Linked DNA regions of Homo sapiens: all the other regions are linked to region 2. A link is a loop called in an ENCODE intact Hi-C map of the cell type or tissue named here. Cell type or tissue: B cell. All regions are shown on one strand. Region 1 overlaps HIVEP3 (HIVEP zinc finger 3). Region 2 overlaps HIVEP3 (HIVEP zinc finger 3). Region 3 overlaps HIVEP3 (HIVEP zinc finger 3). Region 4 overlaps HIVEP3 (HIVEP zinc finger 3). Region 5 overlaps HIVEP3 (HIVEP zinc finger 3). Region 6 overlaps HIVEP3 (HIVEP zinc finger 3).

What was found. A loop is a pair of places that touch in the nucleus more often than their neighbours do. Peaks named below come from ENCODE experiments on the same cell type or tissue, not always from the same donor. Only the 100,000 strongest peaks of a DNase experiment are listed, where the experiment ranks them.
Region 1: it touches region 2 in a loop (2.1-fold over the local background); 6 of 110 quality-filtered maps call a loop at or near these places.
Region 3: a loop joins it to region 2, with 13 times the contacts of the local background. A loop is called at or near these places in 8 of 110 quality-filtered maps.
Region 4: it touches region 2 in a loop (6-fold over the local background); 13 of 110 quality-filtered maps call a loop at or near these places.
Region 5: a loop joins it to region 2, with 3 times the contacts of the local background. A loop is called at or near these places in 15 of 110 quality-filtered maps.
Region 6: a loop joins it to region 2, with 3 times the contacts of the local background. A loop is called at or near these places in 7 of 110 quality-filtered maps.

The regions. Positions count from the first base shown.
Region 1 is chr1:41,889,325-41,894,324 of GRCh38, forward strand. All of the region lies in intron 1 of HIVEP3 (HIVEP zinc finger 3), which reads right to left. Among named protein-coding and RNA genes, the nearest start is that of HIVEP3, 27 kb to the right of the region's middle. RefSeq lists an enhancer at 2,133-2,432. In B cell, a CTCF peak has its summit at 2,416; a DNase peak (open chromatin) is centred at 2,367; H3K4me3 peaks cover 1,179 bases; H3K27ac peaks cover 1,337 bases.
Region 2 is chr1:41,660,446-41,665,445 of GRCh38, forward strand. All of the region lies in intron 2 of HIVEP3 (HIVEP zinc finger 3), which reads right to left. Among named protein-coding and RNA genes, the nearest start is that of EDN2, 180 kb to the left of the region's middle. RefSeq lists a silencer at 1,658-2,537. In B cell, no CTCF peak of the experiment used is centred here; DNase peaks (open chromatin) are centred at 1,426, 1,986, 2,276 and 3,166; H3K4me3 peaks cover 1,977 bases; H3K27ac peaks cover 2,358 bases.
Region 3 is chr1:41,748,981-41,753,980 of GRCh38, forward strand. All of the region lies in intron 1 of HIVEP3 (HIVEP zinc finger 3), which reads right to left. Among named protein-coding and RNA genes, the nearest start is that of HIVEP3, 170 kb to the right of the region's middle. RefSeq lists enhancers at 1,471-1,600, 2,871-3,030, 3,391-3,580. In B cell, no CTCF peak of the experiment used is centred here; DNase peaks (open chromatin) are centred at 1,312, 2,511, 3,191, 3,641 and 1 weaker place; H3K4me3 peaks cover 403 bases; H3K27ac peaks cover 804 bases.
Region 4 is chr1:41,724,624-41,729,623 of GRCh38, forward strand. The region is part of intron 1 of HIVEP3 (HIVEP zinc finger 3); the gene reads right to left. Among named protein-coding and RNA genes, the nearest start is that of HIVEP3, 190 kb to the right of the region's middle. RefSeq lists an enhancer at 3,734-3,803. In B cell, CTCF peaks have their summits at 2,326 (motif pointing right) and 2,530; DNase peaks (open chromatin) are centred at 1,858, 2,488, 2,928 and 4,238; H3K4me3 peaks cover 2,012 bases; H3K27ac peaks cover 3,350 bases.
Region 5 is chr1:41,572,030-41,577,029 of GRCh38, forward strand. HIVEP3 (HIVEP zinc finger 3) reads right to left here. Exons shown (of 9, transcript NM_024503.5): 5 at 3,515-3,660. Among named protein-coding and RNA genes, the nearest start is that of EDN2, 90 kb to the left of the region's middle. In B cell, CTCF peaks have their summits at 2,260 and 2,460; a DNase peak (open chromatin) is centred at 2,252.
Region 6 is chr1:41,800,910-41,805,909 of GRCh38, forward strand. All of the region lies in intron 1 of HIVEP3 (HIVEP zinc finger 3), which reads right to left. Among named protein-coding and RNA genes, the nearest start is that of HIVEP3, 120 kb to the right of the region's middle. RefSeq lists an enhancer at 3,577-3,636. In B cell, no CTCF peak of the experiment used is centred here; DNase peaks (open chromatin) are centred at 2,202 and 3,442; H3K4me3 peaks cover 1,375 bases; H3K27ac peaks cover 2,051 bases.

The DNA of each region.
Region 1 (5,000 bases), 230 kb after region 2:
AGCTTTACGTGGCTGGAATATCAAAAGGCAGGAGTTGTGGAGTCACTGACAATAACATCATCCACCTTCTCAATGTCCCCGACACTGCCACCTCATTACCCAAAAGCCACTGCCATTCCAGACCTACGCAGAGTCTGAAGGGCAGCACCCCCTTCTCCTTGGGACTGGAGGGACACCTTGCCTCAACTCTCCTGCAGGGCCTGAGGTTAAACTCTCCTGTATTCCACCATCAAAGGACAGCATGGGGGACTCTAGCCCTTTTAATGGGCTGCCAAGAGCAAAAATTCACGCATTCTAGAGTATGAAAGCCCGGCAGGGTGGGCCTTCATTTCCCATATGTTAGTGTGTATCGATGGAGAGGGTAGGGAGCCCTGTGGGGAATGAGGGCACCCATTGTCCCCTGCAGAGCAGTTGTGGATGGAGCTCCTGTAGGAATAACGGACTCTGATTACCACGGTGACACTCCCAAGGTGATGGCTCTGGATAGGGTTTGCAGTCTCCTTTATACTCATCACTCCCATCTAATCCTCACAAGAACCCTGCTCCCCACTTAATGAACAAAGAAGCAGGCCTAGAAAGGCAAGTGGCTTGCCCGGAATTAACAATAATAGTTTAACCATAATAACATTGCCCCATCTGCTCACCATCCAATGAACAACTCAAGTGACAGCACAGTGGTTAAGAGAACAGATTCTGAAACAGATGTACCTGGTTCAAATCCTGGCTCGGCCAATGACTAGCTTTGTGCCACTGGGCATGTGATTCAATTACCCTGTGCCTCAGTTTCCTTGTCTGTAAAATGGGGATGATGATAGTCCCTACCTCATGGGTTGCTGTGTGGTTTAAATAAATTTTCACATGTAAATTACTTAGAACCAAGCCTGGAATGCTCAGTCAGCACTCCTTAAGTGCTGGCTGCTTTGGTGCAGGCTCTGAGCACAGAGACAACCAAACATAGCACCTGCCTCCAAGGTACTTACAGCCTAAAGGGAGAAACAGAAAAGTGAACAAGAGCTAGGGTAGAAAAGATGCTCGGGGCACAAATGAGGGACCTGGAATCCAGGAAGGGCCTGATTCCTGGGCCAAGTGACAACTGGGTTGAGTTCTGAAGAGCCACAGTACAGGCACTGTGACAGCCCTTATTTATGTTTTCCAGCTTTTATTGTAGATTCATGTGCAGGTTTGTTACCTGGGATTATTGTGTGATGCTGAGGTTTGGGAGATGAATGATCCATGGCCCTTTTTATATAGTTTGTCATTTAATCCTTGGACCATTTTACAAATGAGGAGCCTGAGGCTCAGAGAAGTTAAGCAGCTTCCCCCGGAAAACCAACTTGGTAAGTGGTGGAGCTGGGATTCAAGCCCACATTTGTCTGATTCCAGAATCTTACTCCAAGTCTGGGCAAGGCGTGGGCTGGCCAGGCAGCTGCCTGAAGGGCAATTGTCTATAACCCTGGGGTCAGGGGGATGAGAAATGTGAGGCCTGTTAACCCAGGTCTCTGGGCAAGCTTCCTTATATAACCTGCACATTGTCAACGCTCCACTCAGGCAGCTCTCCCATTCCTTACTACATAATTATTAGATAATGCATAAGGGAGAGGTTTGAATGACTAGCCTGCCTGGGAGGCTGCCTCTCTACGGTCCTGCTTCCACCACACGGGAGCCCTGAAACGAGCAGGCCAGCTGGAGAGGTGGCCAACACATTCCTCACCCAGAGGCTCCGGGCTCCCCAGATGGCCACTGCCACCTGACCACACAGAGTCACTTTGCCAGAAGGACTGCCCTGCTTTAGGCCTGATCTGATCTTTTTCCAGGAAACTCGTCTGGTGTAAGATTTATGTGTCCAAACTTGCCAGCCTTCCCCTTTCACCCTGGACTAACAGGGACAAGAATTCTAATCAATGTGCAGGAACACAGAAAAAAAACAGGGAAACAGCAGGCAGGCCCAACCCCAAAAGCCCCAAACTTATTTCCCAATTTTGGGTTGCACATGTATTTCTACTCACATAAGACAGTTTGCATCCAACTGGGGGGAATTTTGAGTTTCAATTAAACTTTGCTAAAATACAAAACTCATTTCCCCTTAACTGTGCTTCCTGACAATGAAGTGGTGGTGTCACGGGGCAGAAGGGCTGATGGTGTGGGTTACCACAGCAAGGTCCATGCTGCAAAGACGGGCTGCCCCTCCTGCTCTGGGAGTCAACGCTTCCTGGGTCCACCAGGCCCAGCATTTCCACAGGCTGTCATCGGTGTGTCCCCAGCACAGCACCTAGCTAGATCTCAGCAAATGATTTGAATGTGTGGGGCTCCCTCCAGGTAAGAAAGGAACCCCTGCTCACGGCACTCCCCAGAAGTCCTTGGTAACTCACTTTCTCTTTCTGTTCTGAACATCCATTCGGGCTGGTTTAAAGCACAGCTCGCTCAAGAGGCAGCCCTCCAGAGGAGATCGGGGTTAATTACGTTTACTGACAGCTGTCTTCTTTCTCCTACAGTCACTTCTTCCCATGTCCTGATTTCATTGCTTGTGAAAAGAGATGGCCTTCCAATGGGAAAAGGCAAGGAGTAAAACTCACGAGAGAAAGCGTCCTGGAGATTTTAAGGAGAAAGGCACATCGGTTCTGCCAGCACAAGAGCTGCCTGTTTCCCTATCAGATATCAACACTCATTTAGTGCAAGGGTGAATATCACCTTTCTATTGAAAAGAAATAGAGTACCCTAGGAAAATAGCTTGCATCAAAACAAGAGAAAAGTAGGTTCTGAACCAGAACTAAAATATTTGGACACCGAAGCTGTGACTACTGATGCAAAGCCATTAACCCATAAAAACAAACATTCAAACAAGACACTGCATAGCTCTCTTTAAATGAGTCCAAACACCAGAGCTTTATCTTAAAACAAATAAACAACAACAACAAAAAATTCCTTTCCCCATCCCATCTCCACCCACCCACTAGGAGTAAAACATATTGCTAGCTCTGAGACTTTTCTAAGAACTTGGTCAGAGACACTGAGCGGCTGGTCAATATATTTCTTACAAATGGGGCTTTGAGAGCGGAACTAGCAGCTGGGTGCCAAGAACACAGTGGCTCTGCTCACATCTCACATATGCCCAGACGCTCTGAACCACAGCCTACCACTGCTGCCACAGGTTCAAGTTCTGAAACCCAAAGAGAGCACAGAGAAGGCAGGAAGAGAAGAAAAAAAGACCCAGATGTTGCAAATCAGAATAAGTGCTGAGTGAGGCAGTATCATGACATGGCAACGATAAATGTTGAACGTTGGCTCTCCTCTTGTCAGCTGACCCCTCTGCTCTGGGACCCTTCACACTGTGACTCCAGTTAAATCAACCAGCTGTGCCTCCAAGAAAGGCAGCATGGGTCAGTGTGGCTGCCTGGACTCTGCTGCTGACAGCTGCAGAGAGAAACTCAAACCAGCCACATAGCCTGGCCCACCTTATAGTCTGAACGTGCCCAGCCAAAAAGAAGAAAAGAAAACAGCTCAAAAAACAGCAAAGGCTGGGTACGGTGGCTCATGCCTGTAATCCCAGAACTTTGGGAGGTTGAGGCGAGCAGATTGCTTGAGCTCAGGAGTTCAAGACCAGCCAGGGCAACATGGTGAAACCCTATCTCTAAAAAAAAAAATGCAAAAATTAGCTAGGGGTGGTGGCACACATCTGTAGTCCCAGCTACTCGGGAGGCTGAGGCAGGAGGACAGCTAGTGCCCGCAAGGTTGAGGCTGTAGCGAGCCATGTTCGTGCAACTGCACTCTAGCGTGGGTGACAAAGCAAGATCTCGTCTCAAAAAAAAAAAAAAAAAAAACAGAAAAGCAAAAAACCCACAGCTGAGAAGCCTCTGGCTCAAACCCACATACAGAAGCTTGTCGGCTGCTGTGTGTACACATACCAGCCACCATGATCCTGGCCTTCTCTGACCATTGGTCTGTAAGGAAATAAGGTGATAAGTGGGAACTGGGCTCTGAACCCTGGAACTGAGAAGTCAGGCTGCTGCAAAACTCTCCAGGATATTAATCCCTCTCTCTGCCCAGTGGTTTTCAACTGGGGGCAGTTTAGCCCCCCTAGGGAACACTCATCAATGTCTGAAGACATTTTTGGTTGTCACATCTGGGGGTCAGGGGGTTGCTATCGCTACCTAGTGGGCCCTGGTAGAGGCCAGGTTTGCTACTATACCTCCTACAATGCCCAGGACAGCTCTCACAACAAGGAATCATCTGGCCCAAAATGTCAATGGTGCCAAGGCTGAGAAACCCTGCTCTAGAGCCTAAGAGTGCTGGGCTCAAATTCTAACATCACTGCTGACTAGCCCAGGGGCCTTTGTATAACTTACTTCACCTGTCAGAGCCTCAGGTTTATATATATGTGTGTGTGTATGTGTTTGTGTGTGTGTATATAGATATACATATATATTTATATTCATATATACATATTTTTATATATTATATATTTATATATTAAATATGCATATTTATATATAATACATTATATAACATATAATATATATTATATATGAATATGAAAAAATTATATATTATATATTATATATGAATATGCATATATAATATTTATTTTTTATATATATATATATAAATTGTCTTTCTGAGACGAAGTCTCACTCTGTTGCACAGGCCAGAGTGCAGTGGCATGATCTCAGCTCACTGCAACCTCCACCTACTGGGTTCAAGTGATTCTCCTGCCTCAACCTCCTGAGTAGCTAGGATTACAGACACTCGCCACCACACCAAGTGCAGGGATTACAGGCATGAGCCACCATGCCCAGCCTATTTTATATATTTAACAAAACTTATGTAGCAGTTTCTAAGTACCAGGCACTATTCAAAGCAGTTCATACATATTAACTCATTTAATCTTCCTAATCACCCTATGCTGTAGTGTTAACCTGACCTCCCCACTTTACAGATGAGAAAACTGAGGTGAAGGGAAATTAAGTAAATTGTCCAAGATGACCCAGCTAGTAAGAGGAGGA
Region 2 (5,000 bases):
GGTGAGAGCACTGGATGGGGAGTCATGTTGCGGTCCGTGCTTTACCACTAACTACTGGGTGATCTTGGGCCACTGTTTAGCTGTGTGACCTCAGATGAGCCTCTTAACTGTTCTGGGCTTCTGCTTACTCTCCATTAAAACAGACCAATTAGAATTTAGCTCTCAAAGTTTGGTTGCAACTGTACAACACTACATCATCTCTATGGGTAGCCCCTGAAGCACTGTTTCCTTGGAGAGCAAGCCTACTAACTTGAAAAGGGCCCGCAACTAGAAAAAAAATGCTGGGTTGGACAAAGTTAAAGAGTCTTTTATTGCAGGACTTCTCAGAGCCTTTCATTTGCCAGTATGGATTGTAATTGGCCAAAAGGGTAATAGAGAGCTTGCACAATTTGCCATTCTTACTCTAACAGGGAAACCTTTACTGGTGGAACAGCTTTCAGAACTAACAATCCACTGAACACACTGGGAAAATCTGCTACTAGGCACACAGGACACTTATTAATGACCCCTTTTTTGCAGATGATGGAACAGAAAGGGTGTTCTAAGTCACAGAGCAGAGCCATGACAACTACCAGCCCAGAAATCATCCAAACCACAGTTACTGGCACGTGCACAAGGCTTTACATCTACAAAACATTTTTTACTTACGTGATCTCAATCTTTCTTAAAAACATACCTCTGGGGACACTCATTCCATTTTTGATAAAACATAGCCTGAAAGAGACGAACGAGTCTGCCCAGAGTCACTAAGGGATAGACCCATAATTTGGCTCTATCAGTTTCCCCTATGTCCTTGATGAAACATCAATCAATACATTATATTTTTATAGATAAACAACTGTGGCCACTATGCAGAGATCCCTGCAAGATGCCAAGGCTGATGCTATCTGCACCTGTTTTGCAGCCACCACCACTTCTGTCTGAAGCCCAAGCACCCTGCTCTGATTAAGGGGGGTTGGGGAGGGTGCTCTCAGAAATGCCCCTGGAGTAGAAGCCGCTCTGGAAACATCCAGGCTGTGAAGTGGGAGTAGATCTCTCCCAGTCGCCACACCCTCCTGACCATGCCAGGTACAACCCGCTAGGATGTACCCCCAGTGCCAGCTGTCATTATGCCGGGAGGAGGGGCTCCTCGGAGGATCCAGAGCAATGCTAGTTTAACTCACTCCCAATGAGCCCCGAGGAGCCCCAGGCTGGTGGGCTCTGACAGACTGAAACTGCATGGCCTTGGGGGAAGCTAGGGCTGCCAAACCCATTCAGCAGCTCCCGCCGGGTGTGCCGTGTCCCACGGTATGCGTGGGTGCGAGGGGTGAGCGCCGCGCCGGGGTGAGAGTCTGCGCTGGACACAGGAGGCTGTGCACGCCAACGGCCGTGCCAGGCGCGAGTGTGCCAGAGAAGTGTGTGAACGCGGGAACGCTTGTGTCGCCCTAGGGTGGTGACAGAAGTAGTGTCTGGAAAACGCTGGCTGAGAGCGCGTGCATCAGGCCACCGCAGGCTGCGAAGAAGCCGGGGCCCCTCACTCCAAGGGTCCCGGGAGTTGGCACCGACGCACTACTGCAAGCGCGCCCGCGCCCAGCCCTCTCCCACCGACGCGGCTCCCTCCGGTCCCTCTGCCGCCCGCTCGGCGGTGCCCGGTCCCTGGGCTGCCAGGCCGCGGCGGGGGCGCGGCGCGCGGGGCGCTCGTTGCTTACCTGCGGGCGGCCGAGGCTCCGCTGCTCTGGGCTGGGCTGCGCCGCGCTGGACTGGGCTGCGCTGGGCTGCGCGCCCGGCCTCCGCGCGGCTCGGCAGCGCCCGCGCGCTCGGCTCCGCCCGGCTCGGCTCCGCCCGGCGGTGCCCCAGGCGCTCGCTGGCGGCCCACGCGGCGCGGGGTGGGCGCGGGGCGGGCTGGCGGGCGGGCGCCGGCGGCGGGCGCGGCTCCGGGCCGCCCCGCGGCCGCTTGGAAGCTCCTTATTTGGGCAGTGATGTCAGGGGAAGTCGCAGGGGCCGGACCACCCACTTCTTTCCATTCACTCCCCAGAGTTTCCTGTCGCCGAGCACGGGGACCCCGCCGCCGGCCCGGGGCGCCTCTCCCGTCCGCTCGGCCTCACTGCTGGCCACCCCGGGATGCCTTCGCGGCCGGGGTCGCAGATGGGCCCGGGCGCGGCTGGCGGCTGCCAGGGGAGGGTCTCCTCGCCCGGGGAATCCCTGGCTGCCGGCGGCCGCGGGGAGGGTCTGCGCGCCGGCCTCCTCGGTGACAGGCCGTGTCACTCCGGGCGCCGCCCCTCCCTCCGCGCCCGCCCCGGCTCCGGCGCTGTCTTTTCCTCCTGGGCCCTCTAGGGAGGGCAGACAGGGAAGCCCCTGTCGCCGCCGCCGGGGCCCTGCCACTCTGCGCCACGCCTTGGTCGCACCCGGGCCCAGCGGGAGTCCATCGCCGTCCCCAAAGTGTGCGCTCCCCGCCTTCCCCCTGGGTGCCAGCCGGGCTCCGGGAAGCCCGCGCCTCCCCAGGCGGGAATCCGCTTTAATGAGCTCTGGGCGGGGCGGGCCTGCCAGGGCCTCCCTGGGCTCAGGCCTGGGGTGGGGGCGGGGGACACCCCGGGGCTTCCCAATGGCTTGACTTTACCAGAAGCTGCTGGATCTCGGGATTTGGGCCTGAGTCACTCTGGTCCTTGCTCTGGCCAGGATCAAGCACACTTGAGCCAGTTCCCAGCCAGGCCTCCACAGGTCTGCGGGAAGGCCAGGACCCTGAGATCTCTCTCCGTGATCTGTTATTTCACTGATGCCCACCAGAGGTTATTTGGCAGAGGTCAACCCTCTGCCACAGTGGAACCAGGGCTGGCCCTGGGTTTGGCTGACTCCAGGAACAGCCTCAGGAGGAGACAATGGAGCTGGGGGTCGGGGGTGTAGAGTGGGGTTAAGCCAGGACTAGAGTGAGGTAAGTTAAGTGCCTAGGATGCAGAATTTAACCAAGCACTCCCTTTCAGGGTCATGAAAGTTTGAGGCCCCACAGGGGAACTAAGCACTATGCTGACCCAAGTTTCCAGGGGGATCCTTGGAGGCTCCAGGTTTCCTCTGGCTCCAAAGTCATGCCCTCAACTTCTCTAGGCCCAAAGGGCGGATTAGTGACCTTGGGCATTTGTGTGCCTTTATACAACAGCCTCTGATAGAGCTGCCACCCTTCCTCCAAAGCCAGATCAGAGCAAATAGACTCCTCCCAGACCCCCAGCTTTAATGGAGGGAACCCCCACCTTCTAAGAGGCACTACATTCCTAGGGGCAGAGAGGAGGAAGCTATGGCTCCAGGGCTTGCAGAGAGTCAAGGCAGGTGTGATTGCAGCTGGACATGGGTCTGCACACTCACGTACACGATTGCAAACCCACTGACCAGCTGCCAAGCTGCCCAGCTGTTCTGTGGATCACCACCACCCCAGTCTCTCTCAACTTCCATCAGCTCCCAGGGCCCAATCCCAGCTCTAATTGGGTCATCCTCCTTCTGACAAAGCCCCAAAGGGAAGGACCACACTTCCTGATCTGGCATGCAAGGCCCCACGGACCAGCTGCATCTCCCAGAGCTCAGCCCATCCTGCCATTTGCCCAGCCACCACCCCCAACACGCACCACTTTGCACCAGTTTCCACTTCTTGAGGTCTTCATACAGGCTTTCCCTTTGAAATGTCTTCTCCACCCCCTCCAGCTGTCCTTCACACCCTGAATCCAAGCCTGCCCTTGATACAGGTCCTTCTCTTGAGCAGGGCAACTGGGGTGGGGTGCCCCCTGGGACAGATTCCTGCTCCTCACTCCACTCCTGCCCTGCCCCCACTGTCCTGCTTCCCGTTTTCTGTCTGAAAGCAACTCCAGGCAGAGGAGGTGGGTGCCTTGTTATAATTCATATGCCCTGAGGGGTGACTTTCTATCATTCACACACACAGGCTCAGATGACAGCCTTGCTCCTGCCCCAAGTTGAATGACATCCTCCTCCCCTTTGAGAGGTGGCCTGGCCTCAAGGGACCCTCCCAATGGATTTGGTCACCTTCCATGATGCCACAGGCAACTCAATAGTTCCTGCCTCTACAGACTTGCCCATCACCTCACATTGAAGTCAGTTATTGGGGGCCTCCTCTTCCTCAGACTGGGAGCTTCAGGGAACTTTCCATCTTGATCCCTCTCCCCTCCCAGGACTGATAAGTTTACAAATGTTTGTTAAGTGAATGAATGGTCCTGAGGGGCAAATCCTAAGACAAACTAACCAGAGGACGGGGGAGAATTTACCCAACCCAGAACAGTGGCTGATGTCCTAGGGTCCCTGGCTGGGGGCTGGGATGAAAGGCGGGGTTCTCAGCTAGACTGGCTTGAATGCTCAGGAGACTGGGATGGCTTGGGATTTGTCTCCTCCTTTCTCTTGACAAACTCCTCTGCAGCCATCAGGGAGCCTGGGATATCCCCATGCCAACCCCCCAAAACACGGAGTCCTGAGCTGGCCCTAATGAGGTGGAGGGGAAGGATGAAGGAAAATGCAATTTGTCAAGCCCTTTCATTGTACCAGACACAGTCAGACTGGATGCCCCTGAGCCTTCCAAGCCATGCAGGCCTTTCCAGCGGTAGTCATTCCCCAGGCCAGGAGTGTCAGCTGGGGAGCCCTCACCTAGCTCCTCCCACAACCATCTGTCCCCACTTCAAGACTCAGCCCCCACCTCAGTTCTGGTGCCAATTCTCACTGGAAGCCAGAAGGTCTTCAGGACTCCAGCCTCAGAGCTCAGAGAAAGAAGGTGGGGGCAGACAGCCCTGCTTCGAGGCTACCAGCCTGACCTCGACTCTACTCTGTGAGCCCCCACCTGCAGACCAGGCCTCCACCAGTCTGCAGAAAGGCAGAGTTGAGGTGCAGGACACCTTTCCCACCATGTATCTGAAAGGCAGGTGGTACCAGGTGCCAGTTCCTTCCTATCAGCCCCATCCCCTGCAAGTAACTGGGCCAGGTCTTGAGAAAGTCCCAGTACTTGGCCCTGGGGGCCTTCCCACATTCCTGCATTC
Region 3 (5,000 bases), 89 kb after region 2:
TGCCACAAATGAGGGCTGCTTGCTGCCCACACAAAGATGATCTGCCCCCAGTCAATATACACTTGTCTCTCTCTTGTCCACCCTGTTAGAGACAGAACAAGGGGTCTCTATTTTCAGTCATGACAGGGATTCCTTCTAACCCTCCAATAGGCTGCAGACAGTGAATGTCACCCACTAGAAGGTATAAAGGCATAAAAAGGTATGATGGGTGTAAAAAGAGGTTTGTTTGAAATTTGTGACTTCACACTTGGCACTCCTGGTAGGGATGGGTCACCCTCTGGCATCCATGACCATTTACCCATGAGCCCCTCTCACTTCCCCTGGGTGGGTTTCAGCAAAGGCAAAAAATGCATATGATTCCTGACCTGAGGGTTTCTTCCAGGATTCAAAGGCTCTCTGGACTCTCTGAAACCTTAGAAAAAATTGTGTGTGTGTGTGTGTGTGTGTGTGTGATGGAGAGACAGAGAGAAGGAGACAGAGAGAATGAGAATAATTCTAGAGAGAGGGCCTGTAGCTGTCAAGCTGTCAACATAGTTTCACTGAGGCTCCTTCATTCCTAAGAAAATTTAGAAATGCTATGACAAAGGGTTTTCCCTGTGAAATGTCATTACATAGATCAGCCGTGTGCTCTCTGGCGCGAAATCCTCCCATCCCCTCACCCCACGGAACAGAGCTCACCTGGGGCTCACATAGCCCTAACTAATTTGGTCTTCATTAGCTATGTGATCTTGGATAAGACATCTCGCTTTCTAGCCCCTGTTCTTCCCATCTGCAAAACAAATAAGTTGGACTTGTGAGTGGCTTCAGCATGTGCTCTACGGAGCTCCGGGGGCACAGGGGAGAGTGGTGTGGCCTTGGGGGTGAAATGTATGTGGGGGTCACCTCTGTCCAACAACAGCAGCTCTAGCTCTCACAGAATCTGCATGAAATGTTACATGAGCAAATGGCTCTGTAGCCTAAAGCCAAAATTGAAACAAAACCCTGGCCCAGTTGATCACTTGGAACCTTTCTGGCTTGTGAGGTCTGAGCCCTGAGCAGCACCAAGCTGCTCTGGTTCTGTAATCCTTAGAGGCGGTGGAGCCTCCTGGTTAAGAGTCAGAACCTGGGTGGAATCTTGGCTCTGCCACTCATTAAGCGCCATGACCTTAAGCACGTTGCCTAAAACTCTCTAGCCTGCTTCCTCTTCTACAAACTGCACACACCTACCCCACAGGGTCTCTGTAATGATTAAACAAATTAATAAACCTACAACACCTCGCCAGATCCACAGCAAGCACTTGTAAGTGTTAGCAGCTATCTTCTGTCACAACTTCTAACATGAGTCCACAAACATGGAATTCATCAACAAATGGCAGCTGAATAAACGAGGGAGTGAAGGAATGAATGACTGGAGTCCAAAATTCCATTAGTTGATTCTCTAAGTGAGCCCACTCAAAGCATTAATCCAAGGCTTCCTAAGCTCCAGTGTGTGCATCATCTGGGAACCTTGTTACAAGGCAGAATCAGATTCTGCAGGTCTGGGCTGGGGCTGGGCCTTGGCATTTCCAGGTTCCAAGGCGAGGCCATTGCTGCTGGACTGAGTAGCCGGGCCTTGGTTCATTGCCACTCATATTCATTAGCTTGTAGGCTTCCCACCTGCAGTTACCAAACCACTCAAGACCCTTGAAAATCTCTGTAGATTGGGCACTCTTTATCACCTACTGAGCTACCAAGCCCAGTGCACTTTTTTTTTTTTTTGACACGCGTCTCGCTCTGTCGCCCAGGCTGGAGTGCAATGGTGCGATCTCAGCTCACTGCAACCTCTGCCTCCTGGATTCAAGTGATTCTCCTGCCTCAGCCTCCCAAGTAGCTGGGATTACAGGTGTGTAGGATTACAGGTATGCACCACCACGCCTGGCTAATTTTGTATTTTTAGTAGTGATGGGGTTTCACCATGTTGGTCAGGCTGGTCTGGAACTTCTGACTTCAAGTGATCCATCCATCTCGGCCTCCCAAAGTGCTGGGATTACAGGTGTGAGACACCGCACCGCACCCGGCCCCCAGTGCACCCTTGGACTAGGTTCGTAAGAACGGACATGGGCATCCGTGTTAAACCCGAAGTTCATGTCTAGGCTCTACCATGCAATGACCGGCCAAGTCCCTGGTTTCTCTGGGGCTCAGCATCCTCACTTGTAAAGCAAGATCAGCAACACCCTCCCTGCCCAGCCCATAGAACTGCTCTGAGGATAAAAAGTGACAACAGATGGGACCATCCAGGGGCCAGAGGTCGTGATTAACTGGCAGGCTTTATTTCCAACTTCTCCTCTTCACCCTTTGAATTCATCCCGAGGGAAACTGACACACATTTTTTTTTTTTTTTTTTTTGCATAATGGCATGCAAGGGAAGAGGAGAGGAAGTCAGCCTGCTAAATTTAGCAGATGCTTACGCCCCCTCACCCAGGGCTCAGCCCACGCATTTCACCATGAGTAGGTGCCTTTCTATATTTAACTTCTGCCTGCACCTTCCCCTTGAGCTCTGACACCAAAAACCCCAGGAGGATGTGGTGAGGAGGGAAGGGAAGTTCACGAAATGAGCAGGGTTGACATCACATGAGGCCCCACCTGCACCTTCAGGTGTGCGTTCTTCAACCTTTCCCCTGTCCTTCTCTTGGAGCTTAAGACTCACCCAGCCAAAGTGTGACCAGAGATGCTACTGCCCTTTGGGACAACAGCACTCAGTGGTGGGCAAGGGACCATGAAAAGCCCAACAGAAGTCATGGCGAGGCAGGAGAGTGTCTAATGCTTCCCATAGGCACAGCACTAGGCCCATCTGCACAAGTGACCAAAGTGAATCCACACAAAAGCATCACACAGATGGTATCATACTCAGGCTGCCGATGAGCAAGTGGGGGCCCCAAGAGAGGGAGTTGTCCAAAGCCTGTGATGGGTGGAGGGTCCAAAGCCTGTGGTGGGTGGAGGATCCAGGCCTGTTCTCCAACATGACCCTGTCCATATCACATTTGTCTTCTCACTCCACCTTCTTTATAGAAGACTGCTGGGGAGGTGATGGGTTCAAGTCTTACCTATGTCATCACTCAGGGGTGTGACTTTGAGTTAGTCCCTCTCCTTCTCTGGTTCCTCACTGCACAACAAGTCCACTGGACTGCCTTTCTGTTTGATTTCCGAAAATCTTCTTGATGACATCAGAATCCAACGATCAGAGGAAGTGAGAATGAATCCGGATGACTGACTTTCAAAACCACAGGGTGACCTCTGTGCTGCACCTCCCTGGTCAGCACACATGGAGTCTGTGGCAGTCACCCACGGAGGCTCCGCAATAGCTCCTCACCCTTCTGGGGAGCCCTCACTGAATGCCTCTGTGCCAAGCAGCTCAGCAGGCTCTGGGTGGACTGAGATGAACCAGGGGCCTAGACCAGGGTCCACCTCCAAAGAGGGGAAAAAGACCAGGGAAGACTGCGGCTCTGACTGTGATGTGGTCAGCACGGCGATGGAGCTCCCATGGGGCACAGGGGCTGGTGCCTAACCCAGCCTAGGGGGCTGAGGGAAAGACCCAGTGGGAGGCAGACAAAATACATCCAACACTCCAGGCCAGCAGTTCTCAAAGTATGGTTCCTGAACCCGGAGCATCAGCGTCATCTGGGAACTTGTTAAAAATGCAAATCCCTGGGCCTGTCCCAGACCGACAGAACCAGCAGTCTGTGTTTGAACAAGCCCAGGCCCTCCAGGTGATTCTGAGGCACTCTCAGTTTGAGAACCCTTGGCTTAGGGCAGGCCTTAGAAGACAGCAAAACCTTGAACTCTGACCTCTCTGGGTTCTATTCAAAGCTTGGCTAGGAAAAGTAACAATTCAGGAAAGTGTTCTAAATAATCTGGCGTCCCTTCTCTCCGCTGGACAATCTCAGTGCTCACTTTACAAAGTGTTAGGCTCAGGGAAAGATCCACATCTGAGTCTGGCTACTAGCCTGGCTGCTGCTCCACTGGCTACATCGCTGGGCACTGCCTTTGGGTTTTATTGAGCGTGTTTACAACCACAGAAAGACTGTCTCTGAGTTGCTGTAAAGCGGTTGTATTCTATCAAGTTACACAAAACTCCTTCTGTAAAAACTCACGTGAGAACAGTGGCAGGTAACTTGGCAAAGACTTTCTAAAAATGACAAGACCCAGCATTGGTGGGAGTGTAGGGAAAAAGACACAGTCACACATTTCTGGTAAGTATGGAAATTGATACTGCCTTTCTGGAGAAATACCTGTCAAAAGTGTTTTTTTAATGTGCATCCCCTTGACCTAGCAATTCAATCTTAGAAATTAATCCTAAGGAAATAATCATGACTGTGTATGAGTAATTCACTCCAAGGATATTCATGTTAGCATTGTTTGTTTTAAAAATTGGAAGCAATGGGCCGGGCACGGTGGCTCACGCCTGTAATCCCAGCACTTTGGACTTTGGGAGGCCGAGGTAGGAGGATCACTTGAGGTCAGGAGTTCAAGACCAGCCTGGCCAACATGGTGAAATCCCGTCTCTACTAAAAATACAAAAATTATCCGGGTGTGGTGGCATGTGCCTGTAATCCCAACTACTTGGAAGGCTGAGGCAGGAGAATCACTTGAACTCGGGAGGCGGAGGTTGCAGTGAGCCGAGATCACGTCATCGCACTCCAGCCTGGGACACAGGAGAGAAACGCCGTCTCAAAAATAAATAAATAAATAAATAAATAAATAAATAAATAAAAATAGAAAACAATGGAAGCGTTTCTAATGAGGGGCTGTTTACTAGGTGGCCGTTCATTTTCATTCATTCAGGTATTTATTGAGCAGGCATCATGTGCCAGGCAGTGTATTAGACATTAGGCATACAGCAGCCGGTGAATGAATGAACAAAATCTCTGTCCTCTGGGAGGGGAGACAACCAGGGAACCAGTAAGCAAGTGCAATATCCGTTGTGGGTCAGCGGGTGGTGGGGGTAAGAGGAGAAGGCAGCAAAGGCAATGCTGGAGGTGAGT
Region 4 (5,000 bases), 64 kb after region 2:
CGGGTAATGGACAGGGGCAGCTCCACGTCAGTGAGACGTGATGCATTAAGATGCTGATACCATGGAAAAAACTGGGAGGTGTGAGCCCCTCCCCAGCCATCACACACAGGCCAAACATCTGGTCTGCACTAAGGGCACCTGCCAAATCTCGCCTGAGGCCATGAACTCCAGCCCAGGTGAGACGGTTCTGTTCCTTTGCAAGGGTGGCCCCTAGGCCTGGACAAGGCTGAGGTGAGAGTCCGGCTGGGGCTCAGCAGAAGCCTGTGAATGACTCCGGTTGTGCTCTCACACCAAGACAAAGAATAGCACTGGCATCTCCCACCTGAAGTTTCACAATGGTCTACTTAGCCTTTCTCACCCACAATCCCACACCAACTCAGGGAAGAAAGACCAGCTGTTTGTTTTCCTACTTGGCAGAGGAGGAAACTGAGGTTCAGAGTGGTCAAGTGACCTGCCCAGAGTCATACAGCAAGTGAATGAGAAAGGCAGAATTGAAACCCAAGACTCAACACTTTTTACCATCTTTGAATGAAACAGCTGACCCTAAGCAGGATGGGCACATAAGAGGCACCTCTCATGCTGTGAATGGCATCCCTGAATCAAGAACGCTTCGGGACATGCAGACATGCAGCTGGGCCCCTAACTGGTTGCCACTTATCAGCCGATGTCTCCTCACTCCTGCCACAAGCCTCTCCCAGTCACAGGGACAAGGGAATGATGGTTCCTTACAAGGAATAGCTGTCAAGAGGCAAGAGAACAGACATCTCTTTTTCCTGAATTATGTTAGAGCCCAGGAGGGATGTTCAATCTTCAAGGGCATGTGCGGACCTACCTAATGCAACAGCAATGGAATAACTAAGAATTCCCAGGACTTCCCACCTCCCAAAGCCCAAACTATTGTCTGTGCTGATGGTAACTGCTCGCTCCAAGATGAATGGGCAGAAGCTGGGATGAAAGGCCCAGACACATAGGACTGATAAAGCAAACAGGTTCAGTGTCCAGCATCCGTATGGAAACTCCATAAGAGGCAAGGGCCAACAGTCCTCTGTCCCTTCCTCCAGTGACCCCCAAAAGACAGGCAGGCACTATCAGATCTCCAGGATAGGCTCAACAATACTGGAAAACAGGTGTATTGTCCCCATTTTGCAGATGAGGACATAGTGGCTCAGAGAGATGAGTTGACCAGTCCCAGGGTCATTTTAAGACCCAAGCTGCATTACTTTTGGAAGCCTCCCCGACATTCTATAAAATTTATCCCTTGCTGAATGTAATATTTTGCTGGAAAACAACTATACATTTAAAAGATAATTTTGTTTTTGAAGTGATTTTCAGTGAGTAACCTGTAGTATGAATGATATGCTCTGATTTCTCAGCAGTCATTGTCTGCAATCAGGAACCTTGGCAAGGTGAGGCATGCTAACCCCCAAAAGGAGGGCTGTTTCTATAAAAACTAAATCATACAATTCATTATGCTTGAGTATATTAACTAAATATTAATTTTGATGAGCAGTTTTCATATTTTGAAACCAAACCTTTTTCTTTTCATGTCTCAAGCATTTTCATGAGCCCTCGAGAAGCCACATGGGCCCATGGTGTCTCCCGGGTAAATCAAACCCGGGATGGACCTGAGATTTGAACACAGGTCTACTTCCAAAACCAGGGCTCCTTCCTCAATGTCTGGCTGCCTCCAAGAGTCAAGGCACCATCTCTAAGTTGTAACAGGGAAACTACCAAATAGAACCAGCAGGCAAGCAGGCATGAAGGGGGCTGGAAGTGAGGCCCTTTGAGAAGCTGTTACAGATTTTGTAGATGTTTGATCATAAACAGCCATGGCAGTGGGTGACGTTTACACACCCGCTCATGTTAAGTCCCACAGTTACCTCCTTTTGAGCGTGGAGGGGTTAGGAAACTCCCAGTGTCACATAGATAGCAAGTGGCCTCACCACGATTTGAACTGGGGGAGTTGTGCTCTGGAGTCCAAAATCTTAACTGCTCTGGGATACTGGGACACTGGAGCAGAAGGATTTGGGGCAAGTCTGGAGAGGCCCAAGTGCAATACTGAGACATCTAGAACAATAGGAGAGAGGAGATCAGTTCTTTTGGGGAAGGTCAAAGATAGAGGACAGGTGTGGAGGCTGGCAGGTCTCAGCTGACTAGAGAGAAGAACTTTCTTAAAAAAGGCAGAGCTGTCGAACAATGGAGGGCTGCCCTACCCTGAGTGTTGAGTGCCTGGTGGCTGGCAGTCTGCAGGGAAAATGATGCCTCTGTGCTGGGCATGGGGGCAGGGGCTCTTGCTGTGGTAGAGGGCTGTACATATGGACTCCAGAGGGCGTAAGTGATAATCCTCTCTTCCTTTCTCAGAACCACCTTTCTACAGGCTTTGGTGTCTCAGCGCGGGAGGCACAGATGGCGAGGTCTGCCTTTGGCCAGGTGTGGGCGCCCAGTGTTGGGGGAGAAGACTGCAGGCACAGAAGACTGAACTCACAGGCAGGTCCGGAGATGCAGAGCTGGTGTTCACTGGGTTTTTCTATGTGCTAGTTACTGGAGCTTCACGTGTGTCATCTCCTTCTCTCCTCACACTCTCTGAGGGTGGACTTCCTCCCATCTCATAGATGAGAAAGAGCCTGGGGCCCAGAGAGGCTAAGCAGGGAACCTGGGGCTGCTTGGGATCCTAGGGCGATCTGACAGCCACCTCAGCTTCCCCACCACGAGGGATGAAGCCGGGAGGCAGCCCCTTCCTGTGCCTGACCCCTACCAGCTGGGAAATGTGGCCCAGGCAGGCAAGGCCTCTGGGGATCCCAAAGTGGCAGCAGGCAGTGGGAGCTGAGCAGAGAGGAGTAGGGGTGGGCTGGGGGGACACTGCCAGACGGAAATGAAAGTGGCCTTGAGAAAAAGGAACGAGGGAAGAAAAGCAGAAACTAAAACAAGTGACAAAGAAAACGAGAGTGTCCAGAGGAAGTGGCTGAGGGGCGCGGCGCCGCCGGAGGAATCCCCCGCAGACCGGTGTTTCCTCTCTTCTCAGAGGCCTCGGGGTGGAGGACTAGCTGACCAACTGCTCCGTCACTTTGGGCCAGAGGCAGCCCGGGTGACTTTGGCAAGCATGGCCTCATCCCGCCAGCCTAGGAAGGAGCACCAGACACAGAGCCCCAAGCCCTGGGCTGGAGTCGTAGTCAGCTACTTCCTGCTGGGTCATTCTGGGACATTTATTAGACCTCTCTAGTACCCAGTTTCCTATCTATAAAATGGGTATAACCATCCTGAGCCCACCACACTGCTGGAAGGATCTCCTGAGCAAATGCCCTCATCCAGGGCCTGACGGGTGCATGTTGGGGTAGGTGGGCTGTGCACACAGCGGCAGGGTGCACCTTCAGGATACCTGGGGAACAGACAGGGAGAGTATCCACCATCTTATTGTTGAACAAGAATGCATCAACGCTTGCTGGTCCTTAATCACCCTAGGCTTTGTCAGGCCTGGGAACAAAGGGCTGAATAAGGGCCAGTCTATTCCCAATTACAGACTCTGCATGCAACTCCAGTTCCTTATCCCAGCTCTCCTACTTGGTAGCTGTGCAACCTTGAGCAAGTGACTTGACCTCTCTGAGTATCTTTCTTCACCCATAAAGCTAGAACAATAAGCATATCTGTCTTCTAGGTTGCAAGGAATAAATGAGACCACACTCAATCCAAAGCCAGGCACAAATTCCTCAGCCCCAGCCCAGGGAGTGCCCAGCCTAGAGGGGAGCTGGAGTCCAAGGACATGAGCAGGCTGTAATGATAGACGGCACCCAGGCCTGGGGCACTCAGTGCTGGGCAGGGGATGCGGGGCTGGTTCTGCCAAGGCGACAGAGCAGGGGGAGTAAGGGGGGGTGAAATGTAATCCCAAGGGGACAGCATGAGCAAATGTGCAGGGGAGGGGCCAAAGGCGATATGCTTGGGATCTGCAGAGGGTGGATGAGGCCAGACTTGTTCTCAATCTACAGCCCCACTGACAGTTCTCAGACTGGCCCTGGAAGTGATACGGGCATGCCACTGGGGATGCTACAGTCAGCTCTTAATGCAGGGCTGGCTTCTAGGGTCAGCTTCTACAGCCAGACTTGCCTAGGCTGCAGTTTGTCTCCAGACAGACACGGGAATTCCCCCAAGGGGTGGGCATGGTTCTTGTGAACTGCTGTGGCCTGGGACTGGGCTTAGAGTACAGGCAGCTGCTGCGGTGAAGGTGTCAGAAGGCACAGGCTAGGGTCCCAGAGAGGTTTAGGAGGGGGTTTCTCTGCTGGGTGTTTGCTCAGTGCTGGATGGTGGGTGCTGAGGGCCTCATTTGCATAGGGAGAGCAGCTGCTGTCCCAGCCACACTGCTGCCCACAATCTCCACGTGGCTGCAATCTCGCTCTCAGTCACCATCTCCCACATGGACTAGGGGTTACCCAGGCTGCCTTGGCCACGTGCTTCCCCCAACACACAGCCATCCAGGAACAACCAGAAATCAGACTACTGTCTCCGCCACCCTCAGGGGTTCCATTCAGGGAGTCCACCTCCCAAGGTGGCTGTGGGAATAAAACGAGATCCTGGGGGAAGCAGAGAGCCCAGTGCACAGGGGTGATCAGTAACCGGCAGCCCCTTTCCCTGCCTTTCCCTCTACTTCCAACATTATGTTGTGAAGAACAGGGCAGACCTGGGCCCATGCTATCTCTCACCCTGGCTCTGTGACTTGAGGCAACTCACTCCAACTCTGTAAATCAACTGCTCATCTGCAAAACTGGCAAGAAACTGAGAAGGCACTGGTTCTCAGATTGGCAAAGCTCATCGTCACTGCCTCACTCCCTCAACTCTATGTCCAGGGACCACGGGTTTCCCAGGGTTCCCAAACTTGCTGTTGGCAAAGGGCCTGATATCCGTCACTGACCTTTTTATTCTGAATGGGTCCCCGTTGACTTTAAAGCTGGAATATTCTTAGAGGAATTCTAAACTCCTCCTTTCCAACTCCCTACTCATTTTACAGAAGG
Region 5 (5,000 bases), 88 kb before region 2:
GAAGGCGTCCAAGACAATGTTAAGGTTCTGAGTGTGAAGGGCTGGGTGTGTCATCTGAGATCTGGATGTGGAAGGAGATGCTGTTGGTGGGAAGTGGAAGGCTTGGTTTGCACATGCTAAGTGTGAGGTGTGAATTTCCCAGGCAAAAATGCTCAGGAGGCATCAAAACCAGTGTCTGCAGTTCAGGGGTGAGGTCCTGGCTGGAGACCCAGATGTAGCAATGTCGGCACAGAGATGAGGCCTGGGGCTAAGGAGATGGGTGACACTACCAAGGGAGAATGCTCAAGGCAAGAGGAAGTGAGTCTCACTGATCAGGTATGGGAGCTGCCATCACACCTGTAGCAGGTAGACTGCTGGGCAGCGTACCCTTCCTCTCCACTTGTCTGGGTCTCGCCCACCCTCTGGGCCCGGCCCCACCCACTCCGGGAAGCCCTCTCTAGCTATTCCATCCCCCAGGCATCCTTCCTTTGCTGTGAGCTTCTCAGCTCTGGCCATCCCCACCTTAGCAGTGGGTCTTGTGTTGCCACCTTGGTGTAGTCCCCAAGCACCTTGAGGGCAGGATGACAGTTAACCCCCATGGGACACTGCATTTTCTGACACAGAGCACCCAAAAGGCACTGATTAAGTAGATCCTCCTCCCTGATGAATTAATAAATTGATCAGTCACTGAAATGGAGGTCAAGAAAGAAATTAAGGCAAGTTTAATTAGAGATTAAAAGACTCATATAGCATCTACTCTTTTGTGTCTGGCTTACTGATTCATGATGAACTAGGTCTACATGTATCAACATGGATGCACGTCAAAAACACTGTTGAGTAAACATAACAAGTTACAGATGTATGTTAAACCAATTTGAATAGTCATGAGCACTATATCTACCAAATATTTCAGGTTCTCCCAAGCACACGGTAGGAATGCACTTCTCTACTCCCATGGAGCTAGGTGAGGCCATGTGACTTGCTTTGGCCATTTAAATGTGAGCAGAAGCTTCTGGGTGGAACCATTGTTTTCTTCTTCCTCTCTCAGCCTCTACTGGCCTGGATCTAAGGAACAGAGCTCCATAGCAGATCCTTCTCAAATGTGTACAGGAGTGAAATACATATGTTTGTTGTATTAAAAAAGAAAGAAAAAAAAGGAAGAACTGAGTCTAAGGCAAAACTGTGGGATTGCAGAGGAGTGTGCCCAGTGATTCTGGGTGTGGGCACTCTTGGCAATTTGGGGGAACAAGAGGTTGTAAGGCTGGTGGAATGGAAGGTCAGCATCTCTGGCCTCGTCCCTGAAATGCCAGTTATGTGGCAACCAAAATGCCCTCCCCCTCCTTCACCATTTCCAAACACTCTGCGGGGTGATGCCAGCCCCAAGAGAACCATGAATGTAGAAGAATCACCAGAAGTGAGAGTGGGAGGCATGGTCCCAGCTTGAGATAGCCAGGCTGGGGGAGGAAAGGATCTGACACTATAATCAGTTCCATACGTGCTCAAATTGCATGTGACAAGTTGAAAGGGAGAGGATACCTTCCATATCTGACAGAACAGATGGGACTGTCCCAGACAGAGATTGACAAAATGGATATACTAGTAGTAAAATGCACCAATGTCCATTTTTTGAGCAGCTATGAATTATAGCCTTCATATGGGGTCTCACAAGGTCCTCTGAAAATCCCACATGTTATTTTCCCCCTTTTACAAATGTTATTCTCCCCCTTTTACAGATAAAGAAACTGAGGGCGGGAGAGCTGGGGGGCTAGTCTCAGGCAGAACAGAGGTAAGTGGGGCAGAGATGACAGAACTCAACCGAGAGGATTCTGAAGCAGAGCAGGTGGGACTAAGTGAAGACCTGGAAGGAGGTGGAGAGGGAGTAGGACCCATACCAGCTGGAGGAAGAGAAGAGGACTTGTGGGTGATGTTCCCCCTCCTTCAGCCATTGCAGACCGTGTAGGTAGAGACATCCAGCAGGGAGCTGGGCACGGAGTGGCTCCTGCCAGCTGCCTTTCTGGAGGCTCAGGCTTCCTGAGGTCTCAGAGCACCTGCCTCTCAGGGAAGATGCGAACCTCCCCGGGCACACACAGACTGCTGCTGGGGCAAGCTCCTGGGACACCAGGAAACACTCAGCAGCCCTCAGAGACCACAGAGAACCTCTGAAGCAAGAAGGAAGAGGGCCAGTCGCTGTGAGCAGGCGCTTCATCAATCCTGCCTCTGTGTGGCCTCTAAGGGATCCAGTGGCATGAGAACACAGAGACACACGAGGGCGCTCTAACCAAACAGCAGGAGGACCCGCGTCCCTCCCCACACGGAAAGAGGGTTGGCATTTTCAAAGACCTTTGGTTCAGTGTTTTTTCAACGCAGCTGCTATTGGTATTTTAGGCAGTAGGTTTCAGGGGCATTTGCTACCCCTGGCCCCCTTCCCATCATTGACTACCCTGCTGCCCACATTTCCAAGCACCCTCTCTCCTGAGAGCCCCTGCTGGTCAGTGCCACCAGAAGATGCCAACTGGTGGCCCTGGGGAGGGTGGCAGTCTCTGTTGTCCCCCAACCTTATGGAGGACTCCCGTGCCTCCCACGCTGACCCTGTGAGTTAGGCGCTTGCAGGTGCTAGAGGATCAGAGGCCCCCAGTGACAGCCATGTTGGCCCCAGCTCATGGGGACTGTCCTGCACAGGAAGCGCATTTTCCTCTACGTTGTTGTCCTTCAGGGCTGTGCAGGACCAGGCCACCCTGATCACACCAGGGACACAGACACAGGACCCTGAGACAGAACGCCATGGGACCTGCTCACAGACACCCAAATCCCAGGAAGCAAACATGTGGCCACACAAAACACAGCTGGCACAAAACTTCCACAAAGCACGTCTGAAACACGGCACCCTTCCAGAGCCCAGACAGTCCCTGAAGCTGTGAGCTCTGAAACGTTTAGACCATTCGTTTCCCAAAGTCAAGCATCAAAGGTGAATAACTATGAATGAGATTCAAAATATTCACCAACCATTGAGCCCTGGGCCCCAGCCAGTCAGGATAGGGACCAGTGGAAACACCTGGTGCATACAGTGTGCAGTCAGCCCTGCAAACAGCCTAGTCGGCTGAGCCCAAGTGCCCCATGGGAAACCAGACATGCCAAGATGGCCATTGGGCAGTACAGAGATGACTTTTGGAGAATACATGTCAAGAGAGACAGAAGTCTGGACATTTGCTGGGATACTGGGATGGCAACTCCAATGCAGGAACTAGAAACCTGGCCAGGATCTGAGAAAATGAGGGGCTGGAGAAAGACCCAGACCTCTCCAGATCCTCAACAAATACCCAGCATCACCCATCCCCACCAAGAAGCCCCACGGCATTCTTAAACAGAGGGGCCTGAGAGTCCCAGGAAGGTGATGTCTGCTGAAAGGCATCGCTGGGACCACAGGGCACCTGTGGGCAGAGCCCTTGCCAACTGAGCCACTGCTGCCCGTGAACACCAATGGGCACCAGCTCTTATTCCACGGAAGCAGACGATGGAAACCAAACATGAGTCTTACCCTCCTTCGAAGATTTTGATCCTCGCCGGCTCCCCTCTCTGGGAGGCAGGAGCATCCTCCTCCGGCTCCCCTCTCCTCTCTTCTTCCTTCTCCACTCTAGCTAGATCTTTCTGGCCTTCCGGGGAAACCAGTGAAGGGAGGTGAACCTGGCCCACCGCAGGAATGACAAAATCATTGCTGGTTAAAAGTGCATCCTCAGTCACGAATGCAATGCTAATAATCATGCCTTACACAGTACTGCACAAGTACACATATGCAATCTTCACACTCCCCCATGAAGAGGTGCTATTAGCTCCACTTTACAGAATTAAGGAAACTGATCCCCAGAGAGAATTCCCTTATCCAAGGCCATGCCATTAGTTGGTGTTACAGCTGGAACCCTGTCTCTTTCATGTTAACCTCCCATAAGACCTGTGTTTGTTCTCTGTCTTTTACACTAGTCTGGGAACTCCTGGGGACAGGTCCTCATCTTGGTCTCCTTGGGCACCCCAGAACCCCATACAGGGCCTGTCTCAGAGAAGAGGCTTAAATAATGTTGAACACATGAACAAGGCTCCACTCTGCCTTTGGAGATGAACTGGTCCAGTTCTTGTTTATAGATCAGAAAGCTAAGGTCACCCAGCGAGTTAAGGGCAGAGCTGGGAGCAGAGCACAGGTCTCTTGCTTCCAGGATCTTGGCCCTCCTGAGCTAGTACCAAAGGCCAGGAGCTGGGCTGAGGACCCTGACCAGCAGGACGTCCCCAATTCCACCATAGAGACAGGCACAGAGAGGCTGTGCAGGCTCTGGGCTGTTAGTCCTGCAGGACCCACGCTCTTTACAGAGCCACACCTCAGTGATGAGAGCTAGCTTAAGGGGAGAGCTGGCATTGGCTTTGTGCTTCCTGGACATCTTCCACTATCCCAAGAACACGTCCTGTAAACACTGCAGTGTTGTCAGGGGTGGGTGCACTTTTGCCTAGGGAGCAGAAATGCTGTGCTTAGGGGCTGGGAGTGAGAATTTCCTCCTACTTCATGCCACTGTCATTAAGGTCATGAAAAACCATGCTGTTTCCATCCAGTGAATGAAGCAACCACATTTCCTGATGCTGGGGCAATCTAAGAACGGCAGTCCCCTTTGCCAGCCACCACACCTGCCCCCACAAGGACAGCATGGGGCTAGGTAGAAAGGTGACTGGCTGGGAATCAGGGAGTCTGAGTTCCAGCACCAGATAGGCCATGGCACACTGGGCTGCCGTTTGGTGGATGACTTCACCTCTCTGGGCCTCAGAGTCTGAGGGGATTTAGACCATCTTGAAGATCAATTCCAGGGCAACTTCTGTGACTCAGTGACCACCAAATAATCTCTTCAGATTTGGAGGAGGGGAGTGGAAACCGAGCAAGAATCTGGACTGCTGCTTTGGCAGAAGGCAGCTAGTTTTCTGCAATACCCTTGGGTTTCCAGAGCCTACCATTTCCACTGCACCCCGGCCTGAGATCTAGACTGTCC
Region 6 (5,000 bases), 140 kb after region 2:
TACCTGCCTACCTAAACTCCCTCCCTCCCTTTCGTCTACATTATCTGGCCCTGAACCATGACTGTGCAGAGAACAAACTACAATTAATGCTATCTTTTACCCACAAGGAGCTACAATTACTAAGTGGAGTTAAATAAAGTCACAAAGGACTTAAAAGCAGGTACGATGAAGGGAGGTCAGAAGACAGGCAGTGTAACCGTGGGCTTATTAGGGCCCAGAAAAGAAGAAGATGCAAGGCTTTTTGCTGAAGGACCCTCTGTGCTGAGCCTGGAAGGAAGAGAGGTCCCTGCAGGAAGAGATTAAGTGAAGATATTATTAAGGTTGAGGGAGTAGCAAAGGGATAGCATAAGAGCAACATCCCCCTCCCTTGCCCCAGGTAATTCCTCCCTTCAATCTGGTCTCCCTTCTTCCCTTTCCAAGGTTCCTCAAGGCCATGCCACCTAGGCTGATGGGTTTTCTTATCTCTCTACTCCCTCCTGCACCCAGCCCTAGGTTGAGTTAATTGGGAATACTAATCATTTGAGAAGAGCTACTAAGACCTGAGAATGCCCCCCAGGTAGTAGTTCCAGCCTTGGTAATTTTAAGACTCTTACAAGAAATTACTGATACTTTTAGCATCTGTTGATTGAGAAAATACACATGTGAAAATAGATATCAGTTCTCCTTATAATAATGCCCCTAGGGAATCAGCTGGGCATGGCAGCATGCGCCTGTAGTCCCAGCTACTCGGGAGGCTGAGGCAGGAGAATGTGTGAACCCGGGAGGCGGAGCTTGCAGTGAGCCGAGATCTCGCCACTGCACTCCGGCCTGGGGCACAGAGTGAGACTCCATCTGAAAAAAATAAAATAAGATAAAAAAAAAATGCCCCTAGGGGTCCAGGAGCAGGTTGAATCCACCAAAAACCACTGATGAGAGGAAATAATCAGCCAATGAAACAGACCCATGCTTTTAGAAGGGCCTTCGTTGCTTTGACCCCAAAAGACAATGAGGGAATTGCAGGATCTGAAGCTGGTATGTCAAGGAGTGGGGGGCAGGGGAGAGGCATACCCTTGGCCCACAGGTCCTACTGGGACACCACTATCCAGCTGCTCTGGGAGAGAAGCAAGGTGTCCAAATGTAAATGCCATGGCGGCTGGGCCTGGCTTGCCTAGCCACAAGTTCAAACTCTGCTCAATGCTGGACTGGTATCATGTCCCTGCCAGTTTAGAAAGCATCTAAGGCAGTTTGGAAAAGCAGTAGACTAGAAACCACTAGTTAAGTAACTTTCAGACTCAGCTACTACCTAGCTTTGGGAGTTTTTCCAAGCTTTTTGTTTTTGTTTTTGGAGACAGAGTCTTGCTCTGTTGCTCAGGCTGGTGTGCAGTGGCGCCATCTCAGCTCACTGCAGTCTCAACTTCCTGGGCTCAAGAGATCCTCCCGACTCAGCCTCCCGAGTAGTTGGGGCCACAGGCATGTGTCACCACACCTGGCTAACTTTTTATTTTTCATAGAGATGGGGGTCTCCTGATATTGCCCAGGCTAGTCTCAAACTCCTGGGCTCAAGCAGTCCTCCTACCTCAGCCTCCTAAAATGCTGGGATTACTGGCATGAACCATTGCACCTGGCCCCAAGCTTTTTTCTTTTTTTGGCTTTCATCTTCAATAAAAAGGTGATGGAGGGTGGGAATAGGAGAGGAATGCTGAACTTGCTCTCCAAGGCATTGCCAAAGTGCCAACATCCTGAGCAAATGATTCTAGTCGACTTACTGTTTCTGAGCCTCAGGCTTCTTACCTGTAAAATGGGAATGACATGTAACAATTAAATGAGATACAAGTTGTGAAAATGACAGTCACATAGCAAGTATCAATTAACATGGGTTTTTCTCTCTTCCTCCCTTCTGTCCTTACAATGACAGATGGTTCTTTCTTCCCAGTCCCATCCCCCTGCTCTTACTGAGTTGCTAATTTGACCTCTGAGTATAAAATGTGTCCACTTTTAGTGACATGAAGCTAGTCCTCCCAGAGAGAGGCATTGCCAAAGTGAGTATGATGACTTCAAACACGCTCAGAAACCCTAGGAAGCAGCTGGCAGGGTGCCCCCACTCCCTGCCCCTGGCAATGCTGGGTTCCTCTTTGGCATTTGTACAGAAGGGAACTGGCCCAAGGCAGAAGGATGGGCCTAGGCTGGTGAGGCCACCTCCCTCCAGGCCTGGCCAAAGCCAAGGCAGGCACAGACAGCAACAACCACCCATTTTGCAACAAACAGGAAACCAGTTTACCAGCCTCAAAAATAGAACAGACAAAAACCCCAAAATATGAGGCTCTGACAGTGGGGCAGCTCAGCTTTCTCACATGGCTTCCTGACAGGCTGCGGAGTATGTGTTGTTATTGTTGCTTTAAATTTCACAGGCGAAAAAGTCTTGCAATGTCTTTATAAAGGTGACCAGCCTCTGGGGCCCAAGACCAGCAGGCAGCCCAGCCAATCATGCTTCCTGCACTGCCAAGGCCCCACCTTCTCAGTCTCTGATCCAGCTACTAATGACCCCAACTGCAAGGGCCACAGAAGCCTTGATTCCTGTCATGTCCTAACAGGATTGGCCCTGACATGTCTGCAAAGTGAGTCTTCCACACCCCAGCATTGCTTTTCCTGTGGCCCCTCACCTGGTGCCATGCCACTCACCCCAAAACTGCTTCCATAGGTACCCAGAGGCCCCACTGGGCCACATGGTCCAAGAGCCACACTGACAATAGGCCTGCAGACATTCCCTCCACGTGAAGCTGGACTCATGCTGTCCCCTCTGCCAAGAACAGTGTTCCTTGCCTGGTACACTCTCCTCAGAAGCAATCATACTGGAATGACATGGTTAGAACAGCAATGTTGCTAAGGACTATGTCACACAAACTCCCCTTGTTGAGGGATCACGGGGAAAATGTATCTTAGGTCTTAGCCCCAGGGAAAGCTGTGCACATCCTGGGCACTGGGTGCATTTTTAATCCTCTGGACATGATGACTAAGAACCGCCTATCGATTATGTTCCCTTTTTGTCTTCATTGTTAGGAAGCACAGTGCCAAACCTGTTCATCACCTCTAGCAGGTTTATGTCCTAACCTGTCCATGGCTTTATTTTAGTTTCTCCTCTTATTTTCCCTTGCATATTATTTCTTTATTAAATTTATTTTACCTTAATGTAGAATGTATATGATCTCAAATCTTTATTTGGAATAAAGTGAGGTATACATAAATAACTGAGCAAACAGCTCCTACTTACTCTGTAAAACCCACTTCGAATGTCCCCACCTCCGATTTCTGCCTAACGACTCCACAAAGGTGGGCTTCCCTCCCCAGTGGTCCCACAGCCCCTGCCTGTACCTGCCTGGATTCACACTCACCCACAGTTCTGTATTTTACTGTTTTCATGGCTCTCCCCACCAACCGACAGAAGGTTCCTGTGTGAAAGCTAAAAGCCCGCCCTCTGCCAAAATCTGCCCAGTGCTGCAGGCACACGGGCTTGTTTAATCCTCAAGACAAACCTGCCAGATAAGGCTGGCTGTGCCCATTTTACAGCTGAAGCAACTGGAGCTAGCCACCACCAGGTGCTCATTCAAGGTCATGTACTATTGAGTGGCAGAACTGATACAGAAGGCTTATCTCCCTAAGGTCACCCAAGACATGAAAAAGAGTTTTTATGTGAAAGAGAGAAAAGGAGAGAGAGGGAAGGGATTTAGATTTCCTTAGATTATCAAATCATTCACTGCAGATGTCAAAGTCATCTGCATCACTGGAACCATTTAAAATATGGCTTGATTCATAACAATTTATCCTCTACGACTATCTAGAAAAATCTACATGTATTTAATTGTGGCAGACTCATGCTGACCCTCCAATAGGCTGGTCAGAGCAAGTGGATTAGAGGAGTTACTCACATGCTAGATTGTTTTAGAGCATCTCCTATCCTCACTCCCTCACCCACTGTGTATACACACATTTTTAAATCCTGGTAAGTAGTTACAGGAAAAAAAATATATACTCAGAAGACAAGAGCTAATTCTGCAAGAAGCTTCTAGGAGAAAACAAAGCCTACTTTCCCGGTAGGCAAGTGCACATGACCCATGAGGCCAATCATTACCCTGGCTTTACAGTGTACAGACAATTAAACTACATGAAATGGCCGGGCGCGGTGGCTCACACCTGTAATCTCAGCACTTTGGGAGGCTGAGGCGGGCACATCGCCTGAGGTCAGAAGTTCGAGACCAGCCTGGCCAACATGGGGAAACCCCATCTCTACTGAAAATACAAAAATTAGCCAAGCTTGGTGGTGCGTGCCTATAATCCCAGCTACTCGGGAGACTGAGGCAGGAGAATTGCTTGAACCCAGGAGGCGGAAGTTGCCAGGAGCCGAGATTATGCCACTGCATTCTAGCCTAGGCAACAGAGTAAGACTCCCTCTCAAGACAAATTTAAAAATAAAAAATCAACTACATGAAACAATTTTTAATATTCCAATTGAGAACCCACTTGGCCTGAGGCCTTTAAATCAAAGTGGCCACTGGTATCTACACGTGCCCTTCCATGGAATGAGGAAGGCAGGACAACAGAGGCTGCTAGGGTCTGGGTTCAAATGGCCTTGGGCAAGCTGGGGGCTCTCCCTCTGCCCCTCGTTTACATGCGTGTGCGTGGGAGATGATAATGACACCACCTCTTAGGGTTGCAGTGAGGACGAAGCTGGCACAGGGATAATGTTGAATAAATCACTGCATCCCAGGCAAGAGGATACGTGACCAAGAGCTGGAGTCCTCTTTGTAGACCTTGTGTTCTTCCATTTTAAAATGAGAACAAGAGCCAGAGAGAAGGGAATAAGGCATAAGCTATGAATGGACGGGAAGGAGAAAGATTTCTGACCCACCTCTTCACAAAAGCAGCCCTTCCATCCTGATGGAGAGCACCTCTTTTGGGGGTCTGATTTGTGTCTCTCAGGCCACCTTACGCCTTGTGTTCTGTGTGTGTGTGTACACGTGCACGCA